3 separate regions of the Mus musculus genome follow, and regions 1 and 2 are each linked to region 3. A link is a loop called in an ENCODE intact Hi-C map of the cell type or tissue named here. Cell type or tissue: left cerebral cortex. All regions are shown on one strand. Links, peaks and the distances in the headings refer to the core of each region. The heading gives the core; the rest is flanking DNA.

Evidence for each region. Hi-C counts contacts between places; a loop is a spot of excess contacts. Peaks named below come from ENCODE experiments on the same cell type or tissue, not always from the same donor. Only the 100,000 strongest peaks of a DNase experiment are listed, where the experiment ranks them.
Region 1: a loop joins it to region 3, with 2.7 times the contacts of the local background. A loop is called at or near these places in 8 of 42 quality-filtered maps.
Region 2: a loop joins it to region 3, with 2.3 times the contacts of the local background. A loop is called at or near these places in 4 of 42 quality-filtered maps.

What each region holds. Positions count from the first base shown.
Region 1 is chr16:93,451,179-93,459,550 of GRCm38, reverse strand. 1700029J03Rik (RIKEN cDNA 1700029J03 gene) reads left to right here and starts at 679. Exons shown (of 3, transcript NR_040494.1): 1 at 679-858. In left cerebral cortex, for the core only: CTCF peaks have their summits at 1,992 (motif pointing left) and 5,091 (motif pointing right); DNase peaks (open chromatin) are centred at 200, 2,307, 2,601 and 5,114.
Region 2 is chr16:93,288,936-93,297,307 of GRCm38, reverse strand. No RefSeq gene overlaps it. Among named protein-coding and RNA genes, the nearest start is that of Gm30588, 31 kb to the right of the region's middle. In left cerebral cortex, for the core only: CTCF peaks have their summits at 2,639 and 4,077 (motif pointing right); DNase peaks (open chromatin) are centred at 2,645, 4,092 and 6,334.
Region 3 is chr16:93,137,962-93,146,333 of GRCm38, reverse strand. No RefSeq gene overlaps it. Among named protein-coding and RNA genes, the nearest start is that of Gm30474, 10 kb to the right of the region's middle. In left cerebral cortex, for the core only: no CTCF peak of the experiment used is centred there; DNase peaks (open chromatin) are centred at 2,940 and 4,139; H3K27ac peaks cover 288 bases.

The DNA.
Region 1 (8,372 bases), core at 181-8,180, 310 kb before region 3:
GGGGCAGAGACGGGCCAATGCAGAGAGTGTGGAACAAACCAGCCTGCTCAAAGCAGCAGATTCTGATTCAGAGAGATGCTGTCTCAGGGCAGCAAGGTAGAGAGGGAAATTACCGAATGCCTCCCCTCCCCCAACACTCACATCCTGTAAGAGGATTTCTGGCGGAGGCAGAGATCTGGATGCTCCTCCCTTCAGGCTGGAGAGGCAGAGAGGAAAACTCACGTTTCTAGAAATGTAGCGTCTGCCACAGTGACAGACATTTCGCTACCACCCACAACAGTGACAGACATCTCGCTACCACCCAGCAGCTGAAGCTCTCCCAAGGGACAGGGTTCTTGCTGGCCTGCTGGCCGCGTGGTACCACTGCCCAACTGTTGTGTTAGAAGGTGGCTTGTATCTGGACAGATCACACCACAGCAGCACAGCTCTATGAGAAGAGATTTACTGGGGAAAGAGGGGGTGAGGAGGAGGAATGAGGGGAACAAAGAAGGGGAGAGGGGTCTGGGGCCCTGCCTTTTATTCAGGCCGGGATGTAACCATGAATATCAGGTGCGCAGGTGAAGTGCGCAGGTGAGGCGCACATTGGGGGGGGGGGGGGGGAATGATGTGTGGCGGTTGCCATGGCAACAGACGCATGAGCGTCCCTGTTGCCTAGGGGTGACCTCATCGCTGGATTCCGAGGCGACCAGTTTCTGATGTCAACACCATTGCTTACCTTTGAGGTCTCTTTAATGTATTGTTATTTTGGCCAGTGGGAATCACTGCTGCTGGCGAAAGCATGGGGCTTCCTGGAGGAGGAGACCTGGTGACCCACAGGCTGTCTGAAATGGTCTGAAAACGAGCAGAAGTTAGGCCGATGTAAGTAGAGTGTTGTAGGCAGAAAGCACAGTCCCCGTCCCCGTGTGGTCGAAGACACAGGACAGTCCTGACTCAGAGGTAGTACGGATCACAAGGAACAGAGGTGGGGGGGGGGGGCACGGGGACGGAACGCCCTTTCTGACTCTCAAGATGGGCTCATCATGTTTGGCTCACGAGGCGCTGAGGTCCTCACTGAACTCAGAGGGAGTTTGAGGGAGTTTGGGCGTCGCTCTAGAGAAGATGGATGACGGTGGAGTGCCGTGTGATGCTGGTGCACAGCCCGCTGCTACCCAGGTAACCACGGTGGCCCTTGAACTCGGTTCCCCTGGACTCTCAGGACTTACTTGGGTGCCGTTCTCTTCTCTCTCAGCTGCCCGTCTAGGCTGAGTGCCGCCCTGAGCCCTGTGTTGGCCTCAGTACTCCATCAGGTCCAGCCCCCGGTCTCCTGCTTCGGTTTGTCTTTGTCCTGTGTTGGGTGTGCTGCTTGGACTCCTTATTCTCTCAGAGCGACCAATTGAGAGGCAAAGAGCAGAATGAGCGAGCGGCTTCCAGCACACTCAGAGTGAACCAGAGGCTGAGGGCACAGCCATTGTCCCTGCCTCCCATGAGGATCTATTTGAGGGGCTGGGCCTCCCTCAATGCCTGGTTTTGATAGGCCAAGAGCCATTGTAAATATATGAAACTGTCACTGGTATAGCCGAGAGGTGGAAAGGGAAGGGCTGGCTAATGGAGAGTCAACTGTGGACATCCAATTCTCCCCTAAAGGCAGGGTTGGGAGGGTGCTGGATGCAACAATGAGGACCTGAATCTAGATTGCCAGAACCAAGGGTAAAAAAACAAAAAAATCAAAAAACAAAACAAAACAAAAAACAAACAACAACAAACGACAACAACAACAGCAAAAAAACCAAAAACCCAAAAACCCAAAAAAGCCTTGCATGTGGCACACACACACACACACACACACACACACACACACACACACACACTTGAAGGGGCTGGAGAGATGGCTCAGTGGTTAAGAGCACTGACTGCTCTTCCAGAGGTCCTGAGTTCAATTCCCAGCAACCACATGGTGGCTCACATCCATCTGTAATGGGATCTGATGCCCTCTTGTGGTGTGTCTGAAGACAGCAACAATGTTCTCACATACATAAAACAAGGAAATCTTAAAAAACAAAAGCAAAACAACAGCAGTAAAACAAACAAAAATTCCCAACTACTTTGGAGGCAGGGAGACAATAGCTCCCCAAGCTGACTTTTTTTCCCCCTTCTCAAACTGTTCAGTTTGTCTGAGGAGGGGCACAAGTGGCCGGAGGCCAACACACCAAGGAGTGCTGACCCCAGCTCCCTGCTTCTGGGAAGCCTTGGAGGAAATCCTTTGGCACCAAGCAAGCAAGCAAACACACACCCAAACAAAACAGCAGGAGAAGCCCCACACCGAAAAGTTTCCACTTGCAAACATGTTTTTGTCACGGCCAAAGGTTTAGGATTGCAACATTTTGGGCGTCTTTGGCCCTAAACTCAAGGACTCTGCAGTTTTCCCAAAGCACCTAAAATAAAGAATTCTCTTTGGCAAAAACAGTATGTTTGTAAACAGAACGGTTTTATTTTTGAGAAACTCGATTCCTGCTTAGATGTAGCAGATTCTGAGTAAAGTCCCTGAGGCGATTTTCCATCTGCCTCCCTCGTTCCAGATTGTCCGTGGCGCAGGTAATGCTCATCTCCTTTCCCGCCTGTGTGTGGTTTTCATTAGCTGGGTGTGTGTCTGGAATGTGTGCCTGTTGGCCAACTGCCGGGTTCCTTCTGATGTTGGAGAGAAAGGTCCACAGATGAAGGAAGCCCTGGATGCTCCCAGACTGGGTTTCTCATGCCAGGACCCTGAGGCTGGAAGCATCCTAGAGGGGTCCGACCTCCTCCACGCATGGCCGGAAGCCTGCTTCACGCAGCAGCAACGTCAAGTCTGACCAGTTTGTTTTCTAGCTGATTCTCTAACACTTCATTGCTGAAGATGAGTTCTATCTTTCTATCCCAGCCACCAACGCATAATCTATTTAACACTCTGTCTCTATCAGCCTTGTTTGAAGGAAGGCGGCAGAGTAGCCAAGGGTCCCTAAATGAATAGACAAGGCCCCCGTTGGAGATGGAGATGTCAACAAACGGTTATTTCTCACCCTGTCCCCATGCCTCCTCTGTCTGTGTTACCTTTGTGTGTATTGTCTATCTGTCTCCCTTGCTATCTATTATCTACCCATCCATTATCTATCTGTCTGTCTGTCTGTCTGTCTACCTACCTAATCCATCCATCCATCCATCCATCCATCCATCCATTATCTATCTATCTATCTATCTATCTATCTATCTATCTATCTATCTATCTATCTATATCTCTGTCTGTCTGTCTACCTACCTCATCCATCCATCCATCCATCCATCCATCCATCCATCCATCTATTATCTATCTATCTATCTATCCTATCTATCTATCTATCTATCTATCTATCTATCTATCTATCTATCTATCATCTATTTATCTATCTATCTTTGTGTCTGCCTACCTACCTAATCCATCCATCCATCCATCCATCCATCCATCCATTATCTATCTATCTATCTATCTATCTATCTATCTATCTATCTATCTATCTATCATCTATCTGTGTCTGTCTGTCTGTCTGTCTACCTAATCCATCCATCCATCTATCATCCATCCATCTATCATCTATCTATCATCTATATGTATCTATCCTATCTATCTATCTATCTATCATCTAGCTATATCTATCATCTATCATCTATCTTTCATCTATCTATATCTATAGTCACCTATATCATCTACCATAACTATTATCTATTTACCTATCGTATGTATGTATGTATGTATGTATGTATGTATGTATGTATCTATCTATCTATCTATCTATCACCAATCTATCTCTATCTGCCATTATCCATCTCTATTTAGGAGAGAGAAGGAGTTATGGGAAATAACTTAGAGAATTTGCTCTCTCAATTAGGGAGCCTAGGAGAGGCTGTGATACACAGATAGAGGGCCAGGGAAGTCAGTTGTATGACAATCACAAGTTCAGAGGTTCCGGAGACCTGCAGAGGTGTGGATGGTATAACTGTCAGTCTGAGGCTGAGAGCCCTGTCCTAGAGCCCTGGAGTCTCTGGTGTGAATCCTGAAGTTCACAGCCCATAGTCCTGATATCTTGGGGCAGAGGATAGCCCAAATGGCACCTTCCCACCTCTTGTTCCATTTGGGACATGACGACTGCATAAAGTCCACCCACACTGAGGGCAAGCCGGCTCCACCCAAGCTATGAAATCAGGGAAGTCTTCTGGAACTTTCTCACAGACTGGCAGCTCAGTGATTCCTACGGGATGCCAGACACTGGGGCCTTCCCTCAGCACAAGAGAAAAGGCTCAGAGCCCACAAAGCAGGGGTGGGGGTGGGGGGCTACATATCAGTGATAGAGCTAAAGAATAATCATGCTTTATCCATCATCAGACTTCCTTAATCCAGCTAAGCTGGTGTTCCAAGAACTCACTACCACATTCCCATATACTCTTATCTAAAAGACTAAGATATGACATAATGCATGTATATACACTGTATGATGTGTGTGTATATCACATGTACATACTATGTGTATTTAAAACTCAACAGTTGACCCATCCTGGGTATTTTATTTAAAAGGAATGTTCTGCAGTCTAGTTGTGTCTATTTTCCTTTACTTAGCATGGTTCATGCACCTGTCAATCATGCCAAAACAAGTCTCCAACTCCTTTGTTCATCTGGGTCCAGTAGACCTTGGAAGGAAATGGGGTAGAGAGGCGTCAAAATGCCTCTGCCCCTTTCATCTTGTCAAGGGGCCCAGAGGTCTCCTAGGGTAACAGTGGCAGCAGGATGGCATCTTAAAGACTCAGGAGTGACCAGTCAGGACACAGTGTTAGTTATAGTTGCACTAAGTTCTTTATAAGCACACACACCAATGATTTGCATATGGCTTTTTTTTTTTTCATTTATTAGTGCTATCATTCCCACTGGCTGTGCTTTTTGTAGCTATTTTCATTTTTAAAATCAAACTGTATTTTAAGAACCTCTTCTAAAAGTGAAGGACTTTCTCCTCCTGGATCTAGAACCTTGCGTCTGCTAAGCTTTAGTAGCTGAGTCTGTACTGAGCAGATCCTGGGTGATCTCAGGCAGAGGTTACTGTATCAGCAATTCTTTGTGGCCACTAGGTGGCGCTCATGCGCTATTGCAAGTGGCTGCCGCGCTGCAAAAGTTACTTGGCAAAACTAATTGCCTTCCTTGTAGGTAAACTGGTCCTGTGAGCTGCAAGTGCCTCTTGGGTTATAGATTTCTCAGCCCCCTTCTCTTTCCTTAACTGCCTTCAAGAGTTTTCTTGACTACGGCCTCCTGGCTAAGCATCTAGAGTTAGGTCAAGTGCAAATACTGACTCTTATCATTGGCTGTTCTACGGCCTTGGGATTTGACTTAGCTTCAGTTTTCTCAGCCATAAAACAAGATGAAGAGTTCTACAGTTCAGCAGAGAGTGAGTAGCTCTGTGTTCAAGCACTCAGCATCCTGTGTGTTGGCATCTGCTGTTTTGTCATTTGTTACGGCCTCAGGGATCTCAGAGACGCTGGCTTAAGGACCTGTATTACCAGAATTGCCCAAAGATCTCCATACGAAGTTTCTGAGATCTGCATGCAGACCTTCCATTTCTGAACTTTTGGTGTGGGACCAGGGACTGGATGCCCAGGAGACGACCTGTTGATCTTGAGACTTCCCAGTCTCTACTGAATAAAGCAAATATTTGCCCTTTATAGGTTTATCCAGCTTCTGGTATTTAGTTATAGCCACAAAACAAACATAAGCTATCATAGCCTCCATCTGACAATGGATGCTGCTGGGGCTGCCCAGCTGTGTGGCTTTGCGGTCACTGAGTGACTGGCCATGGCTGGGTGTTCCACCTCTTCCAGTTGCCACGAGCAGGCTTGGAGTCTTTCTCTTTAGTGCTCTATAGCCCTTGCCACAACTTTCCAGTTTCTACGATCTCCCACCATGCCGCCGACTTGCCACGTTTCTCTAATACCTATTTATTTTTAGAAAGGAAGGAAGTGTGTCTCTGTTCATGTACGTTTGAATACAGGAAACCGCCATCAGGAATGTGCACCGACAGGACCCATCCTCTTCTCCCACACTGGTATACCAGAATTCTGTTCTTGGTTGTCGTAGTCCTACAGCAGATCCCCCAAACTCCACAGTTCTTGTGCTGGCTTCACCGCGATACTTTCTATCACGAGGGCCGCTGGATCACAGGGAGGAGCTACTGGGGCCGGCCACTTGCCCTGTAGCCTGGACCTTCTGTGGACCCTTTCCACTCTTTCCTCTCCCATCCGAACTGGCATCTTCTGTATTGTTATCGGGTTATAGGGTATGAAAAGTGTTCCCTGCTGGGAAGTCAGTGTCTCTCAGACCCCAAAGGAATCGACTAGGTGTGGTACATCCTCTGTCTAGGAAGACCAAGAGGCAGTAATTTGTTCTTCCCCTTGGCTAAGGTGCCCCAGCATGCCCTGGAACCCAGACCTTTTATAAGTGATGGCTGGGCTCTCAAATCCCCAGCAACATTACTTTTTTTATTGCACGAGTGTGACTTACCATTTTTGCCACGTCTGGTTCACATGATATCTTCTCCAGGCTGCCATTCTTCAGTGGCTCAGCTGGGTCTTGTCTCCTCAGACTATATTATGACAGGGGGCAGGGAGGGTATTAACACAGCCCTGGATCAACACTGTAAGGGAATACTATTGTCTCTTCTGAGCAAATATGATGGTCCCTGACCCTTGTTTTTGGCAGAGATGAAAAGAACTTGCTCCCCCAGATCAAAGGCTGCACGCCATGTACCTGAGCCTGTGATCTGTGAGGACGGAGCGTCTGGCAGGAGGCCTTGCAGCAGCTGGGGGCTACTTGTCTCAGTGGACACTATATGATCTCCCAGGACCCATCTGTTTCCCATAGGGAGTGAGCAGACTGTTTAATCAAGAAGTGGTTGGGTAGGGGCTGCCTGTGTGCAGCCTTGATGCTAGGGATTATTCTACACTTTACAGATTCTGATTCCTGCCCCTGCCCCTGCCCCTGCCCCTGGCCCTGGCCCTGCCCCTGCCCCTGCCCCTGCCCCAGGATGGGAAATTATTATGGCTTGGGCTAGAAGTGTTCTAAATAAAACCTTCCCCAAGCCCTGTTCACACACCAGAACACACCAGAAAACCCAGTGTGGGTATTTACCACTGTCCAATATGTATGTTGCTAGAAAACATCAGACACCTGGGGAAGCAGGTGGGTTCCTTAGCTGGTGGACCCAGCAGGCATCAGCCCTCGTCTTGTTGGATAAGAGTGATGACGAAGGAACGGTGGCTCGTGTATAAAGAGAGATTGTCAGGTTTTTAGGATCACTGTCTGCCATTTTGGGTCGGAAAACTTATTTAGGCCTGGAAATTGGACTAAGAACCCTCAAAAATGTGACCCTTATGTATCAATAGTCTTTAAAGAGGTGGTCACATTAAACTGAGGCCATTAATGGAGACCCTTATCTGAAGAGTTGATCACCCAGAAGCCAAGGAGAAACTAGTCCTGCTGACATCTTGTGAGATGGTTAATTTTGTGCCTATTTAGTTGGATGAAGACATGACCGCACAGCTGGTAGAACCTTTCCAGCATATCTACAGGAGGGTAGCATTTGGACAGACTGAAAGAGCTCGCATCAATCCCCACAGGCACCACCCAGTCCACTGAGGGTCCAACAGATGAAATGCTGACTCCCTCTTATCTTTCTGTGAGTGGGGACACCCATCTTTTCCCACCCTCAGACACTGGATCCTCCATATCCGAGTTGCAGTCTAGATTGCATACTGGCAATTACTGCCTTGTGCTGCCTCCCACCCCCATATTATGAGATCCTGTCTTCACAGCCAATCGCCGTGCACACATTGCTCTATGTGGGTTCTGCTTAGCTGAGAACCCTGGCTAATCCACTTGACCTTGGGCTTGTAGCCTCTAGGACCATGAGATGATTAAGCCACTTCATATGGCAGCTCACGTGTGTCAGACCAGATGACACCACCCTGCCAACCTTCTTTCCTGTTGTGTCTTATCATGGAATACCCAAGACTGTGTTTATAAAGAACAGAGGTGTCTTCATATCCCTAGAGGCTGGGATGTCTAAGGACCAAGAGAGCTCGCATCTGACCCAGGCCTCGGTACTTTGTATTGTATGGGGGAAGCTTAATCGGAGTGCGAGTTGGAAGGAGAAGAGGTGCTTAAACTCGCTTCCATCACAAAGCTACTTCCTTAAAGAAGGTTCAGCCTCTTTGAGGCCCTGCAGACAGAGTCCCGGGACACTAACACCTTCAGGTCAACTTCCCAATGCCTGAAGGACAAGGTTTCTGAAACAGGAACCTTATGGGATGTGTTAAACCACAGCGGTGGGCCCCATCCTCACCCTTTT
Region 2 (8,372 bases), core at 272-8,271, 150 kb before region 3:
AGTGACTCGCTGGTCCCACTAAGGTGTTGATTAGAGAGTACTCTCAGAAAATAAAGCAGCAGGGAGATGGGGGTGGGGGTACCAGGGGGCTCTGCAGCAGTGGGATGGGGAATACCAGGTGACTCTGTAGTGAGACAGGAGGAGCATGCAGTGGTCATGACCCCTGCAGGGGTCACCGATCAGATGTCCTGCATATCAGATATTTACATTACAATTCATAACACTACCAAAGTTACAGTTATGAAGCAACAACAAAATAATTTTACGGCTGGAATTACTACACCATGAGAAACTGTATTAAAGGGTCGGTCGCAGCATTTGGAAGCTCGGGAACCAGACTGCTTTAAATAAAGCAAAATTGGGAAACCAGTCAGACGTGAATGCAGGGAGAACATTTACACCCCGTCCCCAAACTTGGTATTAGAGATGTTTTAGGAAATTCAGTCTGATGATTTTGTGGTCATGTCTCTCTTTCTCCCTGTTTGTCTTAAATCCCATTTCTTCAACGGTTCATGAAATTCACATTATTTATCGGTTCTTTGTAGTTTATTTTCTAGTTGCCTGTGAATATTTTCAGCAACTCACCAACATAACCTTCTTTTCATTCTTGTGAAGAGCATCCATATTTGGCAAAAGTGTGAGGATCTGATATCTTAGTAAAGGAGAGCAGGTCTTTCTCAAGTTCCTGCGGTTGAATGACGGTTAAGGGTCATCAGCTGACCAACAGGACCACAGGAGTCTCTCTGAAGCGATTTGTGAGGCTCCCTCCTTGTGTATCAATTCGACTCGTCTTTAAGTGTTCTTGTTCAAAAGTGAACAGTGAGTGTTCACATTTGAGGGCACTTAATAACAAACAAGCAAGCAAATGTCTTTCTTTCCCCTGCTGTGCCTTTCTCCTGCTTTGATTTAGAAAGGATTTAAAGCTATGAGGGAACAAGTCCCTGTTTTCCTTCGATAAATGTTAAAATTTTGATTTTAGAATACAACTAGAATTTGTTTGTCATTGTCACTGGCAAAGAGCAAACTTATTCATTGAGTAGGGTAGTCGTACTTAGAACAGTGTGTCTTTCCCTTGCAACTTTGTATCAGCCCTTCTGTTGCCCATGAACCTGGCATGTGCAGATGTGCAATGCACACATCAATCCTCCCTGGTCTCCCCCATTTCTTCACTCTGGCAAGTCCTGAGCTTCTGGAATTCTCTCTGTAAACTATTTCTTGCTTTCTAGTGGTTTGTCAGTTATTCCTTTTCCTGCCTTGTTGCGTCGGTTAGGTACGTAGGTGCTGCAGTGGGAGCCGGTGTCTTTTGTCATGTCTCAGACTTGGGATTCTCCCTTTAAGGTGGCACTATTGATTCCCTATTATAGGGTTCTGTACCCTGCACATTTTCATGAATTTGGTTTTCCTGTCATGCTTCCAGCTGTCAAGTTTTACCCTTGTAGCCCTCTCCCCTCAATGTTCTATTTCAGGTTTCCTATACATTTTTTCTTATATAATAATCTGTGAATGTTATTTCCTAATATTACTCTGTTATCTATCCTGAGGAGTTTATACATAGACAGCATGTATTGAGTGCCTAGTCATCAATGATATTTTACTTGTGGTTTTTGCATTAATAACTAATCTACATATAGATGAACCAGTAATAGTTTTCTAATGTCTTTGTCTAGTCTATGGGCTACACTCACCATGTAAATAGAAAGAAGGGTTTTCTCTGGGTTGCTTTGTATGAACATGGAAAATGTGTGGATTAGACCTGTAACTTCATGTGGCCTTTCACAGTTTAGCTCCCAATTCTCCAGTAGATGGGCAGGGGTATTGTCAGCTGAGGCTTGGTTTTTATTTTAATTTCCATCTTTGGGATTGAGGCTAGGGCCAGAGGAACCTATATTCCTGCCTTTTAGCTAACCTCGGGGTCTATTTGGCCTTGGCCTTAAGCACTGTTAGGTCCAATCAAACAGCAGTTCCCTGACCATCACCTTGCTTTGCTGAGAGAATTTTAAGAAACAGATGGAAAAGACCATATTTTAAAAAGCACAGAGATTGGAACCTCTCTGCTGTTTCTGGCCCAAATGAGGAAACTCCCAAGGCTCCTGCCATGGTAAGAAACCACAGTTAACAATGGTGAATAAAACCACATCTTAATTTCTCCCCGAATTTCCATTTTACAGAGAATTTGGGGGAAAAAAATCAATCTTCAGAGGCTGTGGAAAAACACAAAGTTGTGTATTTATTTTATTTTATTTTTTATCTTGGAAAAATGTCTGTATCATAATAAAGTCTCTCAAGACACCAGCTTGAGTCACGTCCCTCTGAGTTGGCACATCCAGCAGCAGGCCTTGGGTGTCGCAGGCCCTCAATAAGTGATTGTGTATCGAAGATGTTTGCTCTCCTCAAAACCAGTCGCCACAAATCAGCATCAAGTCAGGCCAGGCAAGAAACATTCTATTTTTAGTAGAGATGGCTCATTATGTTTGTCTGTGTCACTGAAACGTCTTAAATGAAAGAACAAACAAGCAAACAAACAAGCAAGCAGAATGATCATAGGTGGGGACGCTTGTTTTGGACATTAGCTCCACCCCTGGTGTAAATATGTTACTTTGTAACATAATGTGAAGATTCTCCTTAAGTACTGAGTTGAGTGGCCACCACTGCCTGCATTTCTTACCTCAGCCTAGTGGTGTCATTCTCAGATTAATCTGAGAAGCATCGGAAGCAGGGGAAGTTAGCCTCCAGACTCTGCCTCTCCGCTTTCTTCCTTTAAGTGTGTGTGGGGGGGGGGTGCGGGGGGGGGATGGGATGGGGGAGGGGGGAGGGGTGTGATTCTGCAGGCAGCACCACACAATTTTTTTCTCATCTGCATCTTTAGAAATGACAGGTGACTGGGGGAATCTCAGTGGAATTTAGCGAACCAGGTCCATGCAGCCTGCAGAAACGGTGTCTTCACTTCTGTATGGCTGTGGGGTCGTCACGGCCACTTGTCTACCATGAAGAGGTAGGAAAACCCTTTGGACTTCAACTGAGATGCCAGTCCCATGGCCAGCTATCTCCTTGTATGTCCCTTTCAACTGAAAAAGACATCATGTGATAACAGTTTTTATTTTTTTCCTGTTAATTATATTTTCCCTCCATTTGTAACAGCAATGAATACACTTAGAGAGATGGACTCTTTTGTGCTACAACAAACAAGCAAGGACATAAAGTAAACAAATGTTTCATAAGAGATAAGCAAAAGCTGCAATTATTACCATATGTAGTCGGTTTGTCTATCACCTGTCTGCATATCACCTATCTGTCTGTCTGTCTGTCTATCTATGCATCTATAAATCTATCTATCTATCATACATCTATCTATGTATCTATCCAAACACAGAGGAGGGAAGAAAGGGGAGAAGGGAGAGGGAGGGAGGGAGGAGAGAGAGAGAGAGAGAGAGAGAGAGAGAGAGAGAGAGAGAGAGAGAGAGAGAGAGAGAGAGAGAGAGAGAGAGAGAATCCTTTAGGAGAAAGGATTTGTCACATTCTGTGTTTGTAAGCAACTTTACTATTGTAGACAGTCAGTGTATTATCACGATGGCCCCTGGTGTATGTGCCATTACTGAGTATTTGGGGGGTGGGTTCAGGTTCTAGTTCTGTAGCCCCAAGTCCTTGGAGCACCATTTCTTAAAGCATTCTGTTTTAATCGTGTTCTTATGTGATTCATAGAGTGAAGTAAAGTTTTAAGGTAAATCTTATTAGGATGTGACTATTCTAATTTGAACCAAACAGAAATTCAGTTCCCGAACTTCTCTGGTATGCGCTCAGCAGGAGACCTGTGAAGTGAGCAAGACCTCTGCCCCTCCCTCTGACAGGCGACAGGCCTTCCCTGGTGTCAAGGTTGCTGGTGGAGGAAATGAAACCAGGACAACAGGGACAAAGATCATATAGCTACAGAACAGCAAGAAACTTGAAGAATCCGTGGCTTGAGTCTCCCTTTCCTCAAGGCTTCCAGTGGGTCTCGCGGCTTGGTCCAGGCAGTTGATGGGGTGGAATGCTGAGTGTGGGGGAGACTAAGTCTAATACAACGGGCAGCGAGCATGCCTGTGTGTCCTCCAGGGGGAGACATTTCTCTTTCTCCCATGGCTGTGTGTTACCCAAAGCTAAGGTGGTCAGTGACACATTTGCAAGGCATGTCTCTGGGACACAGAGCAGAACAGGCTTGCAGAGCAGCTGCCCTCTGTGAGACTGAAGACCGAACGACTGTCTGTTTGCCCTCCAGTCCACACTGTCTAGAGGCCAACTGCTGCTCCTGGCCAGCAGCGCCTCAGGCCTTCCCATCACCACCCCAGAGAAAACCGTCAGAAGAGCATTGGCAGTTGTATGTTCTTACAGGAGGCCTGGAGTGTCCTGTAGGGACCACCGTAGGGACAATAAGAGCCAGGGACATAGCCTGGCACTTGAAAGATCTGCCACACTGCCCAGTTTGATTTTACGTTTCTCCCTTTCAGCCACTGTTTAGCTGTTCAGTTTACTAGAAATGTCTGTAGTTCTTAAGTGGCTGGTGGCCATTTTTCAAGGACTTTCTTTCTTGGTGTCATTCCTCTTAAAGAATGAACTGCGCAACCACATGCGTCTAGGAGGGTGGGCGAGAGAAAGGAGCAGGCACAGGATTCAAAGAAGTCAATTTAGCTACTTATTAACCGTGCCTGGAAATGTGAAGAGGAAAAGGTGGGAACTAATGACTCCAATGGGTGTTTGAAAAGAACTGGCTCTTTTGTTCCCAGCTCCGTGAACCCTCTCTTTGGAGAACCCAGAGCTGGTCCTCAGTCAATGAGTGTGGCAAGGATCATTTCAAGAACAAATTGAGGAAACGTAGGCACGGGTCTTTCATCGCCTTTTCGCGGTGATTAGATTTATTTACCTCCCTTGCTGGCCCCTTCTCTTTCATGCTTTCCAACCGCTTTAAAATCAAGAGTGAAAAATGAAACCGAGTTCCGGCTTTTAAGAAAATGAGAGAGGGTGGGGGCTGGGCTGGCTGACAGGTGCACACTTCCTGGGAGCCAGAGAATAGCAAGAAGTTTAAGAAAAGAACTGTGTGACCATAGCTGGCCTTGCCTGGGAGAAAGTCACTAATTGAAAGTCTGGCCAACGTTAAATGTGCTGGTGAAGTGCACTGATTTATTGGGACCAGTGTGGGGGAAAGGTCTGTGGAGCAAATTGAAAGAACAAACAGGGAAACGGTGTGTTTTCCTCGCCGAGAGATAGCTCCAAACGTTTGTAAAAATCACTTTGTATTTCAATCCCCCTGCAAAACGGTGAAAAGTTCTGGTTCCTAACTTCTAAGAGTTACTGTGAAAACCCTTACAACATCCCTAAGGTGTTCCTTCCTTGCGTGGGATCCTGTCATCCTCGTGACCGTGTGAGTTCGGGGGGAAGCAGAATTTTGTGAAAATGTTTCTCTACTTTAGACTTTTCTACAACTTTCTACCCAATTAGAGGATGTTAGTGGGGTTTGCTGCGTAGTGTGCTGGTATTTTGTGACTCGCAGGCGCTGATCTGTTTCCCTGGCTGTCTCACAGTTCATGAAGAAGTCTGCTCTAAAAAATGGCTTCTCACCATTCTGAGGGCCATCCCATCCCATCCCATCCCATCCCCCCCACCCCATCCCACCCCACCCCACCCCATCCCATCCCATCCCACCCCATCCCACCCCACTCCATCCCATCCCATCCCACCCCACCCTACCCCATCCCACCCCACCCCACCCCATCCCATCCCACCCCACCCTACCCCATCCCGTCCCATCCCATCTCACCCCACCCTACCCCATCCCACCCCACCCCACCCCATCCCATCCCACCCCACCCTACCCCATCCCATCCCACCCCACCCCATCCCATCCCACCCCACCCTACCCCATCCCATCCCATCCCATCCCATCCCCCCCACCCCATCCCACCCCACCCCACCCCATCCCATCCCATCCCACCCCATCCCACCCCACCCTATCCCATCCCATCCCATCCCATCCCATCCCACCCCATCCCACCCACCCCATCCCATCCCCTCTTCATCCTTCTCTACTGGGTTCTCAAGGCTTGCCCTGAGTCAGTTATGGGTATGCAGCATTTACATTGCCATTATCAGTGACAACATGCAGGGACCTTAGTGGCACTTGGGAGTTAGAATGCCTTCATCTTGGAGATGAGGAGACACAGGTCCACAGAGGTAAAGAGAAGCATCCAAGGCCTCGACGTGTTTATTTCATTGATTTCTAGAATCAAAAGTTATGAATCCCTTACTCCGAGGCTGCAAGACTCATTCAGTGTAGTACATCACAGAGTGGGAGGGAGGAGGGGGAGGGCTGCACAGAGTGAATGAGAAGTGTATGTGTAGCCACAGCTTGCTATTCAGGAATCTTTTCTCTGTGTTAAAAACGTCATCAAATTAGAAGTATAAGCATGCATCTTTGTCCTATTCGAGAAGCCTGACTTGCTGTCACTAGAAGTCATATTTGTCAGAAAATGGGCATCAACTTTTAGGACAAGATTTATTTCTGGTATTTCTCTCTTTCTCTCTTGCACATGTATGTGTGTTGTGTGTGCATATGCACATATGTATGGGCACATGCATAACAGTGTGTAGGTATATGCGTGTACATGCAAGTACACATGTGAAAGCCAGAGGTTGAGGCTGGTGTTTTCCACTATTAACTTTATCTTTTGAGAAACATTTGTCCCTGAACCCAGAGCTCACCGGGCTGTGGCCTGACACTGCACCCCTCCCTCCCTCCCCCTCCCTCAGCTGTGACAGGGTTGCAGACACCTGTGCCTGGCTCCCTACGTACATGCTGGGGTTCCAAGTGTTTATACGGCAGGTACTTTATGCCTTCTGCACCATCTCTCTCATTTCTACCCTGCTCTTACAGTCAGGTCTCTCATTGGCTGGGAGCCTGCCGATTTGATAAGGCTGGCTGACCAGTGAGCTCCAGGGATCTGCCTGCTCTGCTTCCACAGTGCTGGTGCCCAGAGCGTGGGCCATCGTGCCACATGGGTTCAGGGGATTGAACTCATGTCCTTCTGTGTGCCAAGCACTTCAGATATTGAGCTGTCTCCCAGCTGTGCTATCATGATCTTAAAATAGTGTTGCATTAGTACAGTTTTATAGCACTCACTAATGTGACAATGTATATTTTATCTCTAAATTGACTGATAAGTACTGATTTAGACAGCCTGTGATGCAGTGTCCTACATACCTACATCTTCCTACCTGTGTCTGAAAATAAATGCTTGTGTCTTGAGTCCATCTAATGGCACGCTATGTTGACTTTGAGTTGTGACTCTGGGTACATTGGAGATGTTCACTCTATACGCTCATGGGAAAGTTTGAGGGAAACCAGGAAGATACTGTAGGTAAATACCTCTTTAGTCCTCCCACAACTGAATAAAAGATTTTTACTGAATACCAAGCTCCCAAACAAACTTGAATACAGTCTTTCTTTCTTTCTTTCTTTCTTTCTTTCTTTCTTTCTTTCTTTCTTTCTTTCTTTCTTTCTTTCTTTCTTTCTTTCTTTCTTTCCTTCTCTCTCTCTCTCTCTGTCTCTCTCTCTCTCTGTCTCTCTCTCTCTCTCTCTCTGTCTCTCTCTCTCCCTCTCTCCCTCTCTCCCTCTCTCCCTCCCCCCCCCTCTCTTTCTTTGGTGGTGTTGTAGATGGATACCTAGTGTTCACACACATGCCAGGCAAATGCTCTACCACTGAGCTATATCCCCACACCCCAGCCCTTAGAGCCACTCTTTGCAGAAGCATGTAACTATAAGTTAAAGTATGCCCCTTAAAAATACCAATAAAATGTAATGAAACTATTATATTTTAAGTAGCAGCAAAGCACTGTTTTTTTCTAGGAATAAAAATGGAAAGCTATAAGCAGCACTTAGGAAGGAGAGTGTGGGACTCTGATTAAAGAACACGAAAAACCAGAAGCTTGAGCAGGGGAATAGCTCATGATGTCAAGGAGATTCTGGCGTGTTGTAATCCATCATATGAAGATGCCAGGGTGCTGGGCAGTGGTGGCGCATGCCTTTAATCCCAGCACTTGGGAGGCAGAGGCAGGTGGAGTTCCAGGACAGACAGGACTACACAGAGAAACCCTGAGATGTCAGAGCAAAATCTGAGCCCAGTTCCAGAGTCCCTATTATCTATCTGAAGCTTGAAAACAACACTAATTCATTTGGGGAAAAAAAACTATAAGAGAGTAGTCAAGACTGCTCTAAAGTCACAATGAGATGTGAGGAGACAGTGACAGGGAGCACGGGCGAACCACATTTTAAATGGTTTTAACATTATCTGCAGTGTTGGATAATTATCCATCTGAACCTGGATAATGAATGTACACATTTGTTA
Region 3 (8,372 bases), core at 265-8,264:
GTAGATAGATAGATAGATAGATAGATAGATAGATAGATAGATAGATAGATAGATAGATAGATATCAGAGAATCTCCAGCAATATCTGCTGTGGAGTCCCACTGGAACCATCTACAGATCCAGTTAATATAAGTATCAATTTCCATCTCCTTATTTGAATATAGTAATTAGAAATTTAAAGACAAGTTATGGGAAGAAGACGTTAGATTGGTGTTTCCGATTGCAGTGTTAGCATTTGTTTATTTTTGTACTTTCCTTTTGTTTCACACAGACACACTGACACATGGAAACACAGAAACACAACCACACACAAAACCAAACACGCACAAACAAGCACACAGACATACACATATAAACACACGCACCCTCAAACACACACATAAATACATACATGCATACATCAGTTTCTCTGAACTACCTAGGCTGGTTTACTATCTCATGGCCCTTTCTTTATGCCTGAATTCTCCTTTGGAAATTCTTTTATGTAACTAATGCATGATTAGAACCCTCAGAAACGTTAACATTGATAAAAGGTTTTATCTAATCTCTCATTTCTGTTTCATTTTTGTCTGTTGACCCACTGTGAGAGCACTTCCCTCCAGCTTGCCCTGTCTCATCTCTTTAGCTCTCCTCTATTTCTTCTAAGATGGTTTTCTTTTTCAGGCTTCCTTTGTGTTTTAGGACACTGTTTTGAAGTTACACACACACACACACACACACACACACACACACACACACACACAGCTTTCAATTCAACATTTGGACTTCTTTGAAGTTTCCTTTAGAATAGCTTCAGGGGATACACTCCATGCAAATGTACTATGCATGGATTTGTGTCTCTCTCTGGGTCTTTTATCTGGGAGCACTCAATGACCCTATTTGTTGATATTAACACCGATTATCTAATTAAGGTGATCTTGATATTTTTTAATCTTCTTTGCATCTAATAAACAGTAGCATGACATTTTAAGGTCATGTAAATACCTTGATACACAGTAACCTTTTGTATTTAGTATCTGCTGGGGATTTTTACTGAAATGGTCTGAGTTAAAATTGTAAGACTACATTTTTTTCTTTTCAGCTTGACATCCACACTTCCTCTCCCTTATAAGACCTCAGTGTCTCTACCATTCCTCAACCCTGGAAGGTTTTGTTTCTCTAGACTCTTGATTCCTCTGAATGGGGAATAGTCCAAAAATCAAGATCTGAATACAGTGATCCCTCTGTGTCCCTGAACGATACATTTCAAGATCTCTAATGGACAAAATATTGCATAATATCAAATCCCAAGCACACAATTGACCTTTCAGCCAAGATGGCTACTAAAGGACTACTAGGCAGGTAGCTTGCACAATGGGGACACACGCAATTGAGGTATGCTCATTCATTGATGGGACAGGACAGAGTATTACAAAATTTCATAGTAATAGTAATACTATTCTAGGTAGCCTTTGATATAAGTTGTTTATTCCCATAATCTTTCATTCAATATTTCCAGAGTACAGTTGACGAGCTAGGATGAGCCTAACTGTGCTTGGTAGGATTTCTGCTGGTGAAATGACTTCGTTTCTTTTCTTTGTTCATTTAGTAGACAGATTGTGTGTTTGTGTGTATGTGTATTTATGTATGTGTATGTATCTGTGTGGTGTGTGTGTATGTTTGGTGTGTGTATCTGTGTGTGGTGTGTATGTATGTAAGGGTGTATATGTGCATATGTGTATATATCTGTGATGTGTATGTGGGTGTTTATGAATGTGTGGTGTATCTGTGTATGGTGTGTATGTATGTTTGGGTGTATACATGTACGTGTATATGTGTGTATGTGAGCAAAGAGGCACACATATATTCCTATGTAAGCACACATGTTTTAGAAACCCGAGTTCACCGCTACAGAGTTCTCGCTGACCTCCCTCCATGACGTATTTGTATGACATTTCCCACAGTGAGAACTCTGGATCCCTTCAGTATCAGTCTCTACACCCTTACTCAGTCCTTCTAGATGTCTAACTCAGCTATACAGTGTCCTTATCTACTCTCACCACAAGAAATTAGCCTATTCAGTTCTTCCTACATGGAGGTCTGTTAGTCAGACTTCTGATCATCACTTACTTCCGCCTCCGTCAGACCTTCTGATCATCAGTTACTTCCGCTTCCGTCAGTCACCTGATCACCAGTTACTTCCCCTTCCTTCTGTCAACCCCTGCCCCCCATCTTCTGTTACTTCCATTCCCCACCTCTCATTTCCTCCCCTTTGCACCTTTCTCTCCTTTGTCTCTTTTTCACCACACCCACCCTTTTCTTTTCTATCTTCCTTTACCAGGGTTTGTCACTCATCTCAGATGGAATTATTTTCATTTGTCTTCACTTTGTTTTGCGCGTTAGCATTTCTGTCTCCCTGCTCCCCTATTCTTACAGCTTCTGTTTTATTTTTTAATATGAGAGCCATCAACATGTCTTTCAAACTTAAAATATAACAGGGGTTTACTTATAAAAATATTCTCTTACTTTCTCATCTCGTCCCCTGGGAAGTAATTCAACATTATTGTTTCCTGATGTTTCTCTTTCCCCCCTATTTTGTATTGGTTGGTTGTTGTGGTTTTGGTAAAAATAATTCAATTTTCCATGTTTCCTCTTCTCTTCCTGTCCTCCCACAGGAAAGGTACCAGACACTAGTGTGTCTCTGGCCCATACTTCACTCATAGTACTTGTCTCTCTGATGATGTTTCTTCTCGCCTGAGCTACACAAACTTGGCCAAGGAGTTCCCATCCCTCCGTTTCTTCATCTGCAGAATGCGGTCATTCCAAAGAGTCTGTCTTTCTTATCTTTTACTGCAAAAATGTTGGCTGTAGAATAAATTTAGTTTCCTTCTTCTTATCCATTATAAATTTAAATGTGCGCTCGGAGGCGGGAAACAAAGCCTCAAATAGATACCTCGGAGCAGGTGGCACTGAGCCAGGGCTGAGGCAAATCCTTCTGGCGCACAGTAAGCATTTCTCATACTTTCCACGTCTAGACGCTCGGCTCAGCTCTGGCATCCCCCTTTGTCATCTCAGTGTTCTTCTCCATCAGAGATCTGCCCAGCCTAGGACCCAACTCCTGGTGCCTTCTACAGAAGCCTTCATGGTTCAACCAAGCACATCTTCATCTAGGCTGTATTTGGTCTCTAGCTTCCTAAGGGAAAGGCCAATTATGGGAGCCCAAAGCCTTGTAGACATGTTGGCTTTCATGGCTTGAAATATAGAATGGGCTGAGTGCCTAGGAATGGTCCTTGGAGGTGACTCCCAGCTGATGAAGGCAATATCAGTGTAGGAAAAAGGAGAGGGTACCCAAATGTGACATCTCTCCTGACCGCTCCACCCTCCCAAACCCAGGGATGTTTGTGAATTCCCAAGGATGCTGGGAAATTGAGGGGAGCCTATTTGGCACCAGAGAAAAGTGCCCAGGTGTTGTGCTTCATAACTAACCTCAAGTGGTAGCTGAGCATTGTGCTTGGGACATGGAGTCTCCGGGAGCCACACAACCTGGGCATGGGCTTTACTTCTTCGCCCTTCATTTATGAAATAATTTCTCTCAGGAGGTTGTACGGGAGTGTAATCCCAGTGATGAAGAGGAAGAGGCAGAGGATCTCTGGGGGCTCCTTGGCCAGCAAGCTCACTCTTAACTGCCAGCTTCAGGCCAGTGAGAGACCTAGCTCAAAAATCAAAGGCAGTGTCACCTAAGGAAGAGTGACACTCCAGCCATCTTTTTGGCTTCTACATACATGTACACACATGCATATGTACCCACAACACAACACACACGTGCTGCATGCACATAGTCACACACACATAAATATGAATCATTTAGCTCATACTTAATTATTATCACACACACAGTAAGGATGAGTGAGACAGAAATTCCCATCCCTGCTCCCCAAACATTTTTACACATTCAGACATCCCTCCCCTGCCAATCTGGGTATATTTTCTATGAAACAATAAGAAAAAGTGCCAGGATTGCACAAGCTCAGGCAGGACAGAGCCTGCACACAGTGTTGTAAAAGAGGATATTCCCTTTGGCCAGCACACTCTGGGTCAGCTGGTTTCTCTTCACAGAACCCCCGGCGATCTCAGCATCCTCACAGCCGCATCTGTGCAGTCTAATTTGCCTCTGCAAGGTCTGGCTCCCATCCCATCCTTCAGCAAACGGCGACAAAGCTGGCAACATGAGGCACATTCTATAAATATGAAGGAGGAGGAGATGGGGAAGCAGACACCAAGTGTGAGCAGAGGCAGCAGCAGCAGCAGCAGCAGCAGCAGCAGCAGCAGTGGAGGTAGTGGTGCTGATAGCAACCGACTAATAACAAGTGCTGTAGTTTTCCATTGCTGTAACAAAATACCCAAGGCTGGAGGCATAAAGAGAAGAGATATCATGGCTCTCAGTTTTGATGACTGAAGAACATGGCAGCAGGGAGCGTCCACCGGGGCTCATTCCTAAGGTACTCATTCTGTGGACACCGCTTCTAATGAACGTGCAGAGCAGTCTGCATACAATGCCGCTTGGCCTCAGAAGGATCAGAGCTTTGATTTTAAATGTTTTGAAGAAATTATAAGTACATAGGTAAGCAGAATACATTTTAAGTATTCTTTTCAACTCCTCTCTTGCTCTCTCTCTCTTTCTCTCTTTCTCTGTCTCTGTCTATTTGTCTCTGTCTCTCTGTCTTTCTTTATCTGTGTCTCTCTGTTTCTGCCTGTCTCTATTTGTCTCTGTCTCTGTCTCTCTCTGGAGAGTGGTAGTAGCAAATTTGCAGGTCAACAGCGAAGACCCACCTTTTTGAAGACCTCATTTACACGCTTTAATGGAGGAATGAGTTTTAAGCTGATCACTGTGGAGGTTGGGCGATGCTTTAGCATGCCTTCTGCTCTCAAAGAGAACTCCAGTTCAGCTCCCAGAACCCACACTGGGCAGCTCACACCTGCCTGTACGTCCAGCTCCTCAGCCCTCCATGGATATTAGCACTCAGCCGTACACACACGCAGACACGCAATTAAAACTCAGACAAATGCTTCTCTAAAAGATTCTTGGACATACTTTAGAAGTCGAGCTAACCCAGATGAGTTCCCAAACTCAGTATTAAAGGGAGAAAAAATTCTCTCAAATGGGGTGCTTAGGGTGGAAACATTTTATCTTGATTGAGGGCAACTGGAAAACTTCGTAGTTCAAATAAGATAAAATGCAATACAATAAAACGTGGTGAACAGGACAGCAAGTGCTATTCAGAGGATGGCCTCCTGGATGGCTCTAGATCCTAACCAGAGGATGAACTGGCACACCTAGTAATAAGGGAATGGATTAAGGTTTTGTGGTACAAGAGATGCTGAGGGAATAAAGAAACTAGTCAGTGGCTTATCATATCTCATTAGGAAAAAAAAACACATGTAAGCTAGGAACCCTAGTGACTGCCCATTCTGACTAACCGGCTTTGTACATCGCTAGATAAACGCTCTTTGCAGGGAGTGCAGCATCCTGTCAGCGTAGCTAACACCGGGTCGATGCTACCCCTTCTAGGCAGTTGACGGTCTGTCTTCTCAACACTGAGCCAGCACTGAGCGGCTGCAGTTGCTTGTAGCAATTAGTCCCTGTTGAGTGCAAAGACTCTAGTGTTGACTGAACCAATTAAAAGATCAATTAGTGCGACGCGAGTGCTCAGAGAGGTCGTTTGCTATGACAGGGAGTCGCATCTCCATCCGTGTAGAGAGCCTCAAGAAAAATCATCATTTAGGAGGATGGGGTTGTTGTTGTTCCCAACCCTTAGGTCTTTAAAATGTCTGGACACTGGTAATTACGTTGTGGAACCCATTAGTCGGTGGGCTAGTGTGACAAAGGGCCTGTCTTTGACTAAAGTGTATTTTAGTTTTGATTGTGTATACGTGTCTATGGGTGGGTCCGTACACACAAAGGTAGGTGCTCACAGAGGTGGGGGTAGGGGCCATCCCATACTTATGGAAATGGACTTACGTGTGGCTTTGGAACCAAATTTATATCTTCCCGAGGAGCAGTAATCACATAACCACTGGGTGGTCTCTCCAGTCCCAACAAAGGGGCTTCCTGACAATAAGACTCTCATTTATAATCAGTAAACAATAATAATTAGGGGAAAATAATAAAATATCATTAGAGTTTGGATATGTAGTGTTTTGCTTTTTTCTCTGTGCACCCAGAACATTCTTTTTCCCTGTGCCATATTACTTTGGGGTTCTTATTTTTATATTAAAAGAAAAGGAAATAAGAATCTGTTGTTCTAGGTTTCTTCCCCATGTAGGACCTCAGCCTATGTTACCCCATCACCACCACTCCCAGAATTCCAGCTTGCTAAAATGATGACTTTGCTACGATCGTCTCATTAGGTAAAAACATGAGAATTGATTTCACTTGAGTCTTCCAGGAAGGCAGGAGAATCTGAGGCTCGTTGAAAAGCAGCATTCACACTGCTGGGCAAGTTGTGTGTGAGACTCTGGTGGCAAGCCCTTCTTGAGGATGTCAGTTGAGTCAGATGTACTAGAGATGACCCAGGAGACCTTGTTTTCCCAAAGGCCTTTCACACTGAAGACTTCTATAGCTGCTTCTCAGAGGTCCCAGGTGGCCCAAGAACCAAGCGGGGGGGGGGGGGGGGAGGAGAAGTCAAAAGGAAGGACCAGCTGTAACTGATGTCTCAATTTTCTTTCCTCCTTTGCTAGATATTGAACGGGATCCTTATGCGTGCCAGGCAAATTTTCTACCACTAAATCACACCTCGAGTAGTCATTTCCTGCCCCTCAGAATCTGCCCTTAATTGGAAAATTGAGACCTCCCTCCCCTCCTCTTCCCCTCTCCCCTCTCCCTTTTCTTCTCCCTCCCTCCCCGCCCCTCTCCAGTCAAGGTGGGGACAGAGTTTAAAATGATGCTTTTAAACTATAAGGAGCACTGGGCTAAGAGAGGCCCAGGGCAGATTCTTCCTGGCAACCTTGAACAAATCCCACTGACACCTTGGCCTGGAGAGTCCTGGCACCACACAGTTCCACTCCAGTAAATAAGCCCAGGGACAGAATTTTCTCTGTATATTTTCCTGCCTAGCAATGCAGAATGGTACACCACCACGATCTGTTTACCGTAAGAACACTTCAGTGGTTGGAAAGCTCACCTCTTAAACTAATATAAAAGCATCATTATACAAAACAGGAGAACCCAGAAGTGTATCCATACAGCCCTCCCTGTTAAGGAATAGTTTCTTTTCAACAGTCATGATTGACAACTCCACTTGTTTACACGCAGGAGTTCCCACCCACTAGCTCTCACCACTTATAAAACCGAGTATTTTTTGAAGGCCTCTGAAGATGTCTAATAAAACTGCTAAAAAGACCTGTTTGATCTCTGGGCAGCTCTGAGGACAGATAGGGCCCCGTTCCTTCTGGAAAACGCTTTGTTCTTTCAACTCCACTTAAGGAGGCAATAGAGCGGCATCTAATACAGGAGGCTTTCTGACTCTGTAGAACAAAGTCAGGCCAGGTTCTTATCATGAGAAACTGCACCCAAGGATAATCTTCTAGAAGACATAAATAATTCTCCATAATGCACTTGGCTATACTTTGATCTTGTGTGCATTTTCCTTAATAGATGGATATTATCAACCCAGTTTGTGCTTGCATAGGGGTTAGTTTGATGGCACGATGGCGGTGACATTAGAGCCTGAAGATTATGTTTTGGATATAAGCTACTGAAAGGACCAACATAACTTTACAAGTTCCTGAAACATGTGAAATTAGATCCCAGTGCTCCGCACCCCGATTTCAGTATCACTGCCAAGGATTTGGTGTCCTGCACTTAATTTTCTCCCACTTCATTAACTGTCCTCAGACTTTAGAAGAGCCTTTGAAATCTCCGACTTCTATGGTAATATCCAGGTGAGCCACTTTCGGCTTCCTATGCTATAGACTCCACCCCTCTCCCTGTCTCTCCCTTCTTCCCTCTGTGTGTTATACTAGGGGCAGGGGGACGGGGAGGCAGAGGTTAGAACAAGGGAAGTGCAGTGCTGGGATTGAGAGCTAAGATGTCTTGATGCTAGTGTAATCACTAGAGAACTGCGCACAAGAGAAGGTTACAATCAGATTTCAGATTGTGGTGAGGCCATATTGGAAGCCACTAAGCATGCAGTTATGACCTTCACGTGGGATGTGTAGTTGGGGTCAGACTGACCTGTTTAAGGGGCTGCTGAAGTAATAAATCGAGCTAGCCCTGTGTGTCAGGGGGCTAGGGAGACAGGCCTAATAAGATGTGATGAGCTTAAGGCCCACCTGTTAGTCATTGTGCTGATAAAAGCAGGCTGCACAATGTCCTGAGGAAGGCTTTTAAAACAC